Linked DNA regions of Homo sapiens: region 1 is linked to region 2. The links are chromatin contacts, found by Hi-C or POLR2A ChIA-PET in ENCODE. All regions are on one chromosome and are shown on one strand. The core of a region is the stretch at or near the end of the contact, and the rest is flanking DNA. Distances in the headings are between cores, read along the strand shown. Region 1 holds the start of RABL3 (RAB, member of RAS oncogene family like 3). Region 2 holds the start of HGD (homogentisate 1,2-dioxygenase).

Region 1 (5,886 bases), core at 2,198-4,697, 60 kb before region 2:
TATAACAAAGTAGCACCTAGATCCAAATCTGTGAACTTAGAGCCTTCCTGCTACCCCAGGGCTTAAGGATGCCTGGGAAGTACCTGGGCTCGACACCAAAGTAGTACCACAGCATACTACTGGACACACTTTTCTCTCCTTTTCGGTTTGGTCTATACATTGTACTTGAACCCCGTTTTCATTTTTTGTTGTTTTACATCCTCAACAGTTGTCAGAACACAACATATGGCTTCAGAAACATTCAACAAAGAACAGCAGAAAAATGTCAACATAACCTGTTTCCAGGATTATTTCCTACTATTGTATTCTCCTTCCCTGCCCCATACATGCCATGCCCCAGACTAATAGTTCTCAAGCCTGGTTGTAAGGCAGAATCATCTAGGGAACGTTTTAAGAATACTGATCCTGGGCCCCACTCCTAAAGGTTTTGTCTCAGGTGGTCTGGGGCAGCCAGATTAGGCATCACACAAATTTTTAAAGCTCTTTAGGTGACTCTACTATGCAGCAAAAGTCCCTATTATATATCCTGCCAATGCTCATCCTGCATGGAGAGGTCCCTGTGCCACTTATTGCTCAGCCTGTTTCCTTTGCCTAAAACACCCTAGGGAGCTGTGAAGACTAAAATAAGGGAGTGATATGAGGACTTTACAATCCAACAGTTTTGGGGTTTAAATCTCAGTTCCAGTATTTCTTAGGCCCCCTGACCTCAGAAAATTCTCAGACTCAGTTTCTTCATATATAAAAAGTGATTAAGCCAAGTGCAGTGGCTACAGTGGCTAATACCTGTAATTGCAACACTTTGGGAGGCCAAGGTTGGGGGACTGTCAGAGCCCAGAAGTTGAAGACAAGCCTAGGAAACATAGTAAGACCCCATCTCTACAAAAATTTTAAAACTTAGCCAGGTATGGTGCCATGCACCTGTAGTACCAGCTGAGGTGGATCAATTGAGCCAGGAGGTCAAGGCTGCAATGAGCCATGATTGAGCCACTGCACACCAGCCTCGGTGACAGGACAGGACCCTCAAAAAAAAAAAAAGTGATTAATGGTGCCCTGCTCACACAGTTAATGTATGAACTCAGTGAGATAATTAATGCAAAGTGTTCTGCTTTCAGGGCTGGCATAAGAGTTCAATTAAGTACTGGCATTCATAATAAATCCCCTATTTAGAAAAATGACTCTTATACCAATATGAGGAACGGACTCAAGTGAGTGAAGGTGGAGGCAGTGTGGAATATTGGGGGTATAAAATCTAAACTAAGAAGGCAAAAAAATTGCAAGAAGAGAACAGAATGAATGAAAGTTATTACAGAAAAAAAAATCAAAAGGACCCAACAAAATATATTGGATACAGAATATGAGAGTAGGAAAAATCTTAAATAGCTCTCTGTTTTGAGCCAGCGTAGCTAGGAAAAGTACTGCCATGAGAAATAGGTGACCCCTGACGAGGAGCAGGAAGAAATGAGGAAATCACTTTTAGAAGTGTCTTTGAGGAAATACCATAGGATATTCCTCTGAATATGCCCAGCAGGTAGCTGAACAAATGAAACTAGAGCTCAGGAATGAAATCAAGCTGTGCCACTTTGTTCAAAATCTCTGCATTCTAAAATCCTCCTTCCTGACCACTACCTTCTCTCCTCCATCACTTCCCACTCACGCTGAATCTCCTTACTCAATCTCTAGAGGTCTTAGGTAAGAGTTCTCAAACTGGCAGCCCCCCACGCATTGTATCACCCAAAGAATGTTTCAAAAATTTTCTGAATTAGTTGTCAACATTTAAAAATTGTAAGAGTTCACATAAATTTCAACTTCCAGCTCCTCTTGCAAAATTGGAAATATCTGAGGAAAAAGTGAGCCCATGTTCCCACATGGAAACAATAAGCTGAAGCCGAATAGCAGCTGGCGTTATTAGGGAAGGAGTATGGCTGGTCTCTGGAGACTTCTGAGCGTGGGACCTCCTAGGACCTTTGTTTCTTCCTTTGATCTCCATAGTCCATGAGTCAGATCCCAGCCTCACCTCCCTACCCCAGCCCAGACCCACGTGTATTTTAATCATATCAACATTTAAGGACTACTGTGCACCAGGCACGGAGCCAGAGAAACAAAGTTGAAAAGAAGGCACCCTCTGCCCTCTGTCTACCCTGTCAGCCTCATAACCAGCCACACCAGCATATTCTCAATTCCATGAGCCACATGTGCTTTCCCTGCATCCCAAGGCTTTGCACATGCTGTTCCTTCTGCCCCTACAGCTAAGCCCAAACCCCCTTCTCCTAATCATCCTTCAAGTCTCAAATGATATTTCCTCATGGAGGCCTTCCCAGACTCCCCATTAAGTAGCATACAATCATCCCCTTTCACGTGTTCCATGGCTCTTTCCCCCTTCTTGTACTTTCTCCATGTCTATCTCTAAGACCAGACTTCATCTTGTTCACCAATTAATTTCCAGCATCTAGCATAGCCAGACAAGTACTTCCATAAAACTTTCCATATGTCTCCTAGGCACGTTTTGTTCCAACATGGCTCATCTTGCCAGCTTCCCCCTGCTTCACTTCCTCCACTCTTGTTTCCAAGGTAGAATCGGACAGGCTACTGGGCACTCTCTTCTTAAATTTAAAACAGTTTTAAGCGGGAGGTGCGTGGATCAAATTCAGGATGTTAAAAGATTGTACTGACTGCAGAGTGGAGAAAAAAACAAGAAAAGTGGATGCGAAGAGACCAGTTAGATTACTTCAGTAAATCGCCACTCCAGTTCTAGAACAACTTGGGATTCTACACATCTAACTGCGGTGTTGTGTTACCACATTTCATGGCACTTTCCACGCCTTCACACACACAGCGGCAAACTACCGCGAAACCTCCGGACCCAGCTGCCCTCCACGAGACGCGTTCGGTGATATGCACTCCTCCCCAATGCGAGACTCCGAGACCCCAAACTCCCTCGGACTCTCCCAGTTGGGTCCAGGGCCACACTCGGCGCAGCCAAGCCCGCCCTACCCGAGGTCGCACACGGGCCGCTCCGGGGTCAATGGTTCTTTGGAGGACCAAGAGGACCAAGGCAACAGGGTAATTCATTAGGGGAGGATAGTTAAGAGGGAGCGAAAGGAAGAAGAAATCATGAAATGCAATGCCCGGCCAGGGAACTCCGAACAAGGAACAGGGAACAAGGTTTACCAAGGCGAATCCTGGAACACTCCCACTACAGCTGCCCCCAGCGCTTCAACTACCGGCTTAAATGAACCACGCCCCTTGCGCGACAAAGAAAACGCACTATTCCTGCGACCAGCTGGGGAAGCACCCCGCTACCTTTTACCAGACCAGCCAATGAGTTCAGTGAAACCTTCGATCAAGACAGTCACGCTCCGAGTGGCCAATGAAATTGAAGGCTCTGCCCTCCATGCCCAACTCTGATTGGCTTACAATCCAGGAACAGGCGTTAACCCAGGGAAGGCAGTGGCAAGATGGCGTCCCTGGATCGGGTGAAGGTACTGGTGTTGGGAGACTCAGGTGAGCGGCTTACCCTACCTCTGGGGCTCCAGACACTTTTGAGTTACCCAGTAACCCTCCCCTTAGCTTCCTTCCCTCAACTTCCTGGCTCCTCGGCCCGTGGCTGAAGTCCCTCCCAGGGCCTGAAGACTACACTTCCCAGGGGACTTTGCTCCGTGTGACGACGCGGTGGCGGCGGCGTCGTCGCGCGGGTGGGGGTCGCGGAGCCCGGGTCTTTTGCCTTCGCGGCTTTCCGCATCGGTCTCCCAGGCGACCCCAGCCTAGAGTGTATTGTCAATTCTTTTATTAAAAAAAAAAAAAAAAAAAGCAGGCATTGAGTATTGTATGGGGTTCTATGTTAAGGGTACAGAAGTTAGTAGGACCGTGCCTTCAAGAGATTTTGTTCATTAAGGAAGTCAAACGTGCACTGAGAAACGTGCACTGAGAAACGTGCACTGGCAAGCGCTTCGCATGTATTAACTCATTTAATTCTGAGACAGTCCTGTTATCCCATTTTACAGATGAGAGTAGTGAGGCAGAGAGATGTAAATGACAGAATCCTTTTGAACGCGGAGTCCACGAACTTAAACGCTAAGTTATAATTATGCAGTGACATATTGGGTAGTGGTCCTGTTTTATTCTTAACTGAGCTTAATTTCCTGGTTCTCGTTTGATCTTCATTGAAAACCTATTATGTCCTAGACTGTACAATAGAGAAATTAAAGTAAGAGTTTTATTCTGAAGCAGCTAGGATTTAACGCTGAGCCCAATTTAATCCTAGTGTTAAATATATATATATTTTTTTAATCTCAGTGGATGCAAAAAGAATTCTTTTGACACCTGGGACATTTGAGAACTACAGCTGGCGTCTGGATTTCCAGCTCCCACCTCACTGCCCTTATCTTTTCTTCCATAATCCCCAATTCAGCTCTCCTTAGTAACTTCAATAAATGCTGACCTTGCATTTTATAGAAGCGCTCCTCTGGAGTTGGCCTAAGAGCATGTGTTGTGAGCAAAGACGTTGTGCTAGATGCTTGGAGGTGGAGAGGCTTGAAAACTTAATAGAAACTAAATAAAATTGTGGGCAGCAAATATAGGTTAAGAATGTTTTCACATTGCCCTGAGGATTATTTGCATTATGAAATATTTTACAGAGAGCATTATTTAATATTCCCCTAAGAAAGTTGCCTTTTGAAACTTAATGAACATAATCACAATTTATGTCGACTTCATTTCTATCAGGTAGCTTGAAGTGGTGCCGAAGTTAATTTAATAAAATCACTCAGTTTTACAGATAAAGTAATTGTGGCCTAAAGGGACTTGGCAAGAGTATCACTGAGTAGAATTTACAATCCAGAACTAACAGACTTCTTCATGATACGTTAAGTGGGTGTTTTGTGTCCTTTATAATTCCATTTTCTATTGTATCTAACAATCCCTTCATATTACAAACTGTTGCAACTAGTCAATTTATTTTCTTTCCAACAGGCACTGTATTAGGTTCTGGGGTTATAACTGTGGAATTAATGCGTCATATAACAGGGATAGAATTAGCAGCTACATTAAATGTGGAAAAGTAATCAGGCAATTGATAAGCTTCCCTACTGCCCGCCTCCCCTGTTATGGTTTAGTTGTAAAGCAGAAGACACAGCTGTGATGGCCAGGAAAGTGATTGATGTTGTCACACATTCACTAATGTTAACCTTTATGTGCAAAGTTAGTTATTGTCTTTTTATCTTTTTAAAAGGTAATTTTGTCAGTCTCCTTTTAACTGCGATTTAAAAGTACACAGTCTGACAGTTTAGAATGCACTTTTTACACTTCCTCAGCCTTTCTTTCAAACCCGAAAGTTTATTTTTAAATAAAGGCCATTTCCCTTATAAAATTTTGAGGGTTTCACAAATATATAAAGAAATGACTTAGCCAGACAAGGTGGCTCTAGCCTATAATCCCAGCACTTTGGGAGGTTGAGGCGGGTGGATTGCTTGAGCTCAGTTCAAGACTAGCCTGGGCAACATGGCAAGACCCTCTCTCTACCAAAAACAGTACAGAAAGTTAGCCGGGCATGGTGGTGCACGCCTGTAGTCCCGCTACTCAGGAGGCTGAGGTGAGAAGATCACTTGAGCCCAGGAATTTGAGGCTGCAGTGAGCTAGGATCGTGCCACTGCACTCTAGCCTGGGTGATAGAGTGAGACCCTGTCTCCAAGAAAAAAAAATAAAAAGAATAAGTTGATATTTGGTGATTTGTTTTTATCCTATTGAGATATTTGGTAATTTGGTAAGGAACCCTGAAAGTCTCACTACCATACGGTTTTCTCTTTCTTTCAGAGATTAGGGACTAGTTTAACATATTACCAAACAGCTGTATTTGGAGCTGACATTTATTTATATTGGGCCTTTTTTACC
Region 2 (5,727 bases), core at 2,842-5,341:
ATGGTGGCTTAATTGAATTTTTTAAAGCACAGGTGACATCATATTTTAAGAAGTTTAAAGGTCTAACAGGGTGTCTGCATTGGTTTAATATATGTTAAAATTCAAAGGAGGAGTCTGTTTTGGGGAAAGGAGGAGAAGGAAATTAGAAATTCATTTCTCCGCAGTCCCAAGACTGAGCTAAATCACTGTGGTGGGAGAGGAAGGGTCGCAGGAAGTCTAACCCTGTGTCTCAAATATTTCACAACATGTTTGCCTACACAAAATATCTGATGTTAGGGTCAGCTGGGGCTGCTCCATAGCATAGTAAAGGAATTGGACATCCAGTTACAATTAATCTGCACCTCCATTAAGGACTCACATGGAGGGCTTTCAAACTCTGAAGTGTGTAAGAATCCCCTGAAGTGCTTGCTGAAAATGCAGATTCCACGATTTCCTCTCTCTTCCCTTACTCTCCCCTTTCTATATGTATAGGATAAGGCCAGGATTTTGTATTTTTAACAGACAAGCCAGATTTTTCTCATGCAGATAAGTCAGGATCTAGCCTTTAAGAAAGACAAATAAACTCATCAAAAAGTAGGGAATATAGATTGTGAACTCTGTACTTTATGAGTGCCATTATAGCAGAATTCATCAAAGCGCATCTTTGACTGCCTCAACCTGATCTCACCTTAATGAACTGATCCACTCCTCCCCACTCAAAGCTACATATGCCAAATTAAACATGAGATGATTGTCATGTCTTCTGTTGGCAAAACAAGTATTTGTCTTTCATGTATTGCTATCATTTTTATTACTGCCACTGTTTTTCCCCTGGGTTCTGTTTTTAATCCAAATATATTTATTTCTAACCAGTGCCTTGCCATCTTACACACAGCCCCCTCTCTAGTACTGTGTTTTCTCAGCTGGCTAATCACTAAGCTTTACCGAGGTCATCAATAACTAATGACAAAGAATGGAACCCCTAAACTCCAACCAAGGTGTAAAACCTCGCTCAGTACCATCAAGTATATCAGGTAATCTCTCCGTTCCATCTTTTTCTCGGAGACATCTGTCCTGGAGTCCTCTGATGCCTAACTCCGTTTTGGAGTGATTACTCTGTAGACCTGTCACACCCTGCTTCACATTACCTTGTAGCAATTCCTGGATGTAATGTTTTCCACTTTCTATCCAACTCTTACTCTATGGGACTTGGCTCAGACATAGTCTTCTCTGGGAAGCCCTCCCTGGCTCTGCTCGTCTGGGCTACGTGCCCACTAGTGCTTCCCCTAGATCCCTGGGCTCTTTCCTGTCAGAGCACTTACACTATGTTGTGATGGTTTTCAAAAATTGTTAAATAAATGAATGTATAATTACATTAATTAAAATGGAAAGCCATTAGACATAGAATCAGAACTTATCTGTAGCTGTGTAAGTTATTTATTCTCCAATCCCAGCAGGACATGATGGCTTATGCCTGTAATTCCAATACTTTGGGAGGCTGAGGCCAGAGGATGGCTTATGCCTGGGAGTTAAAGGCTGCAGTGAGCTGTGATGATGCCACTGCACTCCAGCTTGGATGACACAGCAAGACTCTGTCTCTAAAAAAAAACATTAAGTCAGGTGCAGGAGTTCACGTCTGTAATCCCAGCACTTTGGGAGGCTGAAGTGGGAGGATTGCTTGAGCCTAGGAGTTCAAGTTCAGCCTGGGCAACATGACGAGACCTCATCTCTACTAAAAAATTTTTAAAGTAGCCGGGTGTGGTGGTGTGTGCCTGTAGTCCCAGCTACTCAGGAGGCTGAGATGGGAGGATCGCTTTAGCCCAGGAGGTTGAGGCTTCAGTGAGCCATTTTTGTGCCACTGCACTCCAGCCTGGATGACAGAGAACCTGTCTCAAAAAAAAAATTAAATAATAAAATAATATTTTAATATCCCCTGTGTGTATTCTCTCCTTTTAGAAGGAATCCCTAAAGTTTAGTGAAAGATGTATTCAACTTTAAATATTTTCAAGCCCCTCAAAGTAATTTTAATCCAGTCAAGGAACTGTTAACACTTTCTTACCCCTTCAGAAGTCTCTCATACCTTAGGAAAGAACTGAAACACTTCTTAAATCTGCCTTCACAACTGGTTCAATGGAAGTAACATAGAAAGTTTGTTGAAAAATAAGGCAGTAAAGATTTCCCTTTGTCTTTTATTAGCTCCCATTTGTTTATCTAATGACCAACTGCTAACTTCCAAGATCAATAGAGATTGAAGGCCCAAGGTACTCATAAACTTAGATACACAGGAGATATTTTCTTCGAATTCAGTTTCAGAGTCTGCATGTTATAGGAATAGTGAAAACTTAGCCTCAATAAAGCTAGGGCCTCCACCTACCTTCCTCCTAGGTTTGCATATGAATTCCAGAATAGTTTATATAATGCCACAATGCCATCTGTCTATGCTGACATATGCTGAGGTTTCCTATCAGCTGCCCGGTCCGTAGGCATCAGTCCACATGGTTTGCTACCAGCATGTTTCCTATCAACATGTCCCCTTTGGTCTGGCCCAGTCTGTGCTAGCACCTCATACACAGGCAATAATTCTGCTGCTACTGCAGTATGCTGGAGCCTGGGGACCCTTGGAGGTTGTTTAAGCCCATTTATCTAAAGCAGAGGGTCTCAAACTAGCAGCCTGTGGCCACTTCAAATATGCACATGTTTTTCAACCTGCATGATTATATCAGTTATTTATCACTGCTTAACAAACCACCCCAAAATTTAGTAGTGTGAAATACACCATTCTATTTGTTCCCAATTCTGTGGCTCAGCAGTTCGGGCCAGATTTAACTGGTGGTTCTTCTGCTGGTCTTGCCTGGGATCACACATGTTCTGCAGTCACCTGGCAGCCAGACTGCCTCATTCACATGTCTGGCAGTTCCTGTGGGGCTTGCAGGGCTGTTGCCTGGACCTCTGGAGGCCAGCCCAGCTTCTCTGCACTGTGGTCTCAGGCTGCAAGAATGGGCCCTGTCCTAAGGCACAGGCATGTTTCAAACTCTGTGTCATGTTTGCTACTAGCCAAAGAAAAAGACCCTACCTCTTGATGGGAGGAACAGCAAAGTCACATTCAAAGGGGCACACATACAAGGATAGGAGGAATTGGAGCATTTTTTGCCATCTACCACAGGGTGGTTTCTCTGTCTCTCTCACTCTAATTACCAATGGTTAAAAATTGGAGCTTCATCTTATCTTGAAAAATCAGCTAGCCTACTTTATTCACTTACACTTCCTCCCTCATCTGTTGGCATTTGAGTTGTGATAATGCCTAATTTACAAGATTGTTTTTGTGAAGTTAGATATGGAAAAATCTGACAAAAGCAGAAACTCAATATATGTTTTCTCCTTTCTGAACACCACTAGTCATGAAGCTGCTACCTGCCAATGACCAAGGAGAGCGGCCAAGATGAAGAACAAGGGAGTCATAGAGGAGGTGGCTGGAGAATAATCCCTTGGTCTGTTTTAGAAGTATAGAGGCATTAGGAAACAAAACTCTTAAAGAATTTATAAGAAAACTAAACGTACTTTAAGAAATTAAAAGGAGCAGTAGGAAACATATCAGTTTGCTCTAAGTGAAATATCTCAGGCTCTGAATGGTTCACCCAAGAACCTGAGCTCATTCCTGGGAGGCACCTGCAGAAAACTGGTTCTGGTCCTGGTCCCTGTCTTCAGGTGGCTGTGTGTAAACATCTTACCCCAGTGTACACATCTGCAGCTGGTAAATGCCTGGGGGTTTTCTCACTGCTCTCCAGGAGACTCAGCACTGCCCTGTTCCTTCCTAGCCTGAGTCAGGACTGAGCAGAGAATCCTCCACCACACACAGCAGGCACTATCTGCCACAGTTCCTTTCCCCGATAGCTTCAAATTCTCTGCCTTTTGAAATAAGCCTACTTTTAACTGGAATAAATAATTGGTCAATCTCTACCTCAGGTGAAGAGGAACCAAGCCTCTGGAAACACTTAGGAACAAACTGTAAAAACCAAAGGCAATTGTGTAACCGGTTAAATAAGCTTGCTGGACTTTGTCCCTGTGTATGAGTTAGACAATTCTTTCAGCTAGTTTGAGTGACGCACTGACCAGTGAAGCGCAGTGAAGCAGTGGGAACCGGAATATCCAAAGAGTGGTTTGAAGGAGAAAGAAGCATTGTGGCTTTATATCCTCTGGGCCTGGGTTTCCTGAAGTCACCACACATAGAGGAGAGAGAAAATGGCTGAGTTAAAGGTAAGAAACCATCTGACAAGTTTGCTATGGCTTCTTCAGCCAAAATTTATGGAAGTTTCTGAGAACTTCAGGGTATCAGAGTTGGAAAAGACTTAGAGAGGCCCTGGTTCAAACCCCTGTGTTCAGAGGCTTCCCTGTGGTGTCTGTGGGCACAGCTGGAGCTGAAGAACAAGGGAAAGGTGATAAAGGAAAGAAATGAAGCTCTTATTGGTCATCCCTTGCCTTTGTTCATTTCAATTATTGTCTTGGAAATCTGTAGACATCCTAAGAGCTCCCCTCCACTACGGACATGCACGTTTCTCTCTATGTCTTTTTCCCAACCCCTGCTCTGACACCTTCCCATTGCTGCAGCCTCATGGACCACTTCCGGTGACCAGTTAGATATGCTTGATCTATTTAGTTAATTAAGGCTCTGAATCAGCCCTTGGCCAGAAGAAGCACCTCCTCTAGGAAATCATTCCTTCTTTTTAGTAATACGCAATTGAAAAGTATGTGTGGGTTATGTGCTGTTAGGTGCTAAGCATTTTAGCTATGAATTAACTCATAATCCTCAAAATAAATCTGGGGTATAGAGAGAGGTTCTTGTTTCAATTAGAAAAGTAATGCTTGGAGAGACTATGATTTGCCCAAGGTCACTGCCAATAGATGACTTGATTAGAAGCAGGGTATGTTTGAATGCGAAGTCCAGGCTCAAAAAGGGGCCTTAGTGGCTCCTACTAGACTGGTATCTTAAGGCAAGGAAAACAGAATATGTCCCTAATATCTAAAACCATGCCTAGTGCCCAGGCCAGGCTTGAATCAATGCTCAACGCATGCATGTGTAACTGAACAGAACTGCCCAGAACCTTGGCTCAGGCCAAGTAGGCCAGACCACCCCACAACAGACATCTTCCCTGAATGCAGGGTTTGAGAAGTGCCCTAATGCCCTCTAACTGATGCTGAGTTTGAAGAATCCATCAGTTAAGGGGAGGTGTTTCTGAGTTTGAAGAATCAAACACCTTCCTAATTGGTAGGAATCCTGAAAACACTCCACACCGGAGTAAAAGACTTTGGTTTTTTATCTTTATGCCTGACTAAAAGTTAACTCTCATTCTTTCATTCAGCAAATATTTTGTGCTAGTGCATGACACTGCAGATTAATATCGTAGATGAACTGAGTCTGGGCTAGGTAGAGTCAAAAAAAAATTTCCTAAAGGAGCCTGTACCTAAACTGAGTCTTCAGAGAGAAGTTGGAACTGGCAAAGTGAGGAAGGACGGGGTCTGGAGGGAAGAGTGAGTGCAAAGGCACAGCACATACAGAATGCCTGCATGCTCTAGAATCCAAAACTGTGTCAGCCAAATTTGAGTTGATGGAGGGACAGCCAAACTGAGATACCCAGGCGGTGGTTGGATTTATGGATCTGGATTTCAGGGGAGTGGGCAGGGCTAGGGGAATAGAACTGAGGGTCATGATGTCAGTGGTAGGAGTTGAAGTCTTGGAAGAAAGAGTAGATA

The links. A loop is a pair of places that touch in the nucleus more often than their neighbours do. ChIA-PET counts read pairs that join two places held with the same protein, here RNA polymerase II (POLR2A). Pooled maps may share reads with other maps.
Region 1: a loop to region 2 is called in a map of A673, with 2.1 times the contacts of the local background. The contact joins the promoter of RABL3 here to the promoter of HGD in region 2. A Hi-C loop is called at or near these places in 10 of 168 maps with a recorded cell type or tissue (A673, B cell, Caco-2 and 6 more), 26 of 37 single-sample maps with no recorded cell type and 10 of 50 pooled maps. POLR2A ChIA-PET finds 5 or more read pairs at or near these places in 16 of 52 experiments (A549, AG04450, CD4-positive, alpha-beta T cell and 11 more).

What each region holds. Positions count from the first base shown.
Region 1 is chr3:120,740,077-120,745,962 of GRCh38, reverse strand. RABL3 (RAB, member of RAS oncogene family like 3) reads left to right here and starts at 3,447. Exons shown (of 8, transcript NM_173825.5): 1 at 3,447-3,501. The coding sequence starts at 3,456. GTF2E1 (general transcription factor IIE subunit 1) reads right to left here and starts at 3,219. Exons shown (of 5, transcript NM_005513.3): 1 at 3,169-3,219. RefSeq lists enhancers at 3,167-3,286, 3,167-3,461, 2,909-3,547, 3,427-3,716, 3,548-4,186.
Region 2 is chr3:120,680,603-120,686,329 of GRCh38, reverse strand. It overlaps HGD (homogentisate 1,2-dioxygenase), which reads left to right and starts at 4,091. Exons shown (of 14, transcript NM_000187.4): 1 at 4,091-4,233. The coding sequence starts at 4,219. RABL3 (RAB, member of RAS oncogene family like 3) reads left to right here. Exons shown (of 8, transcript NM_173825.5): 8 at 1-1,392.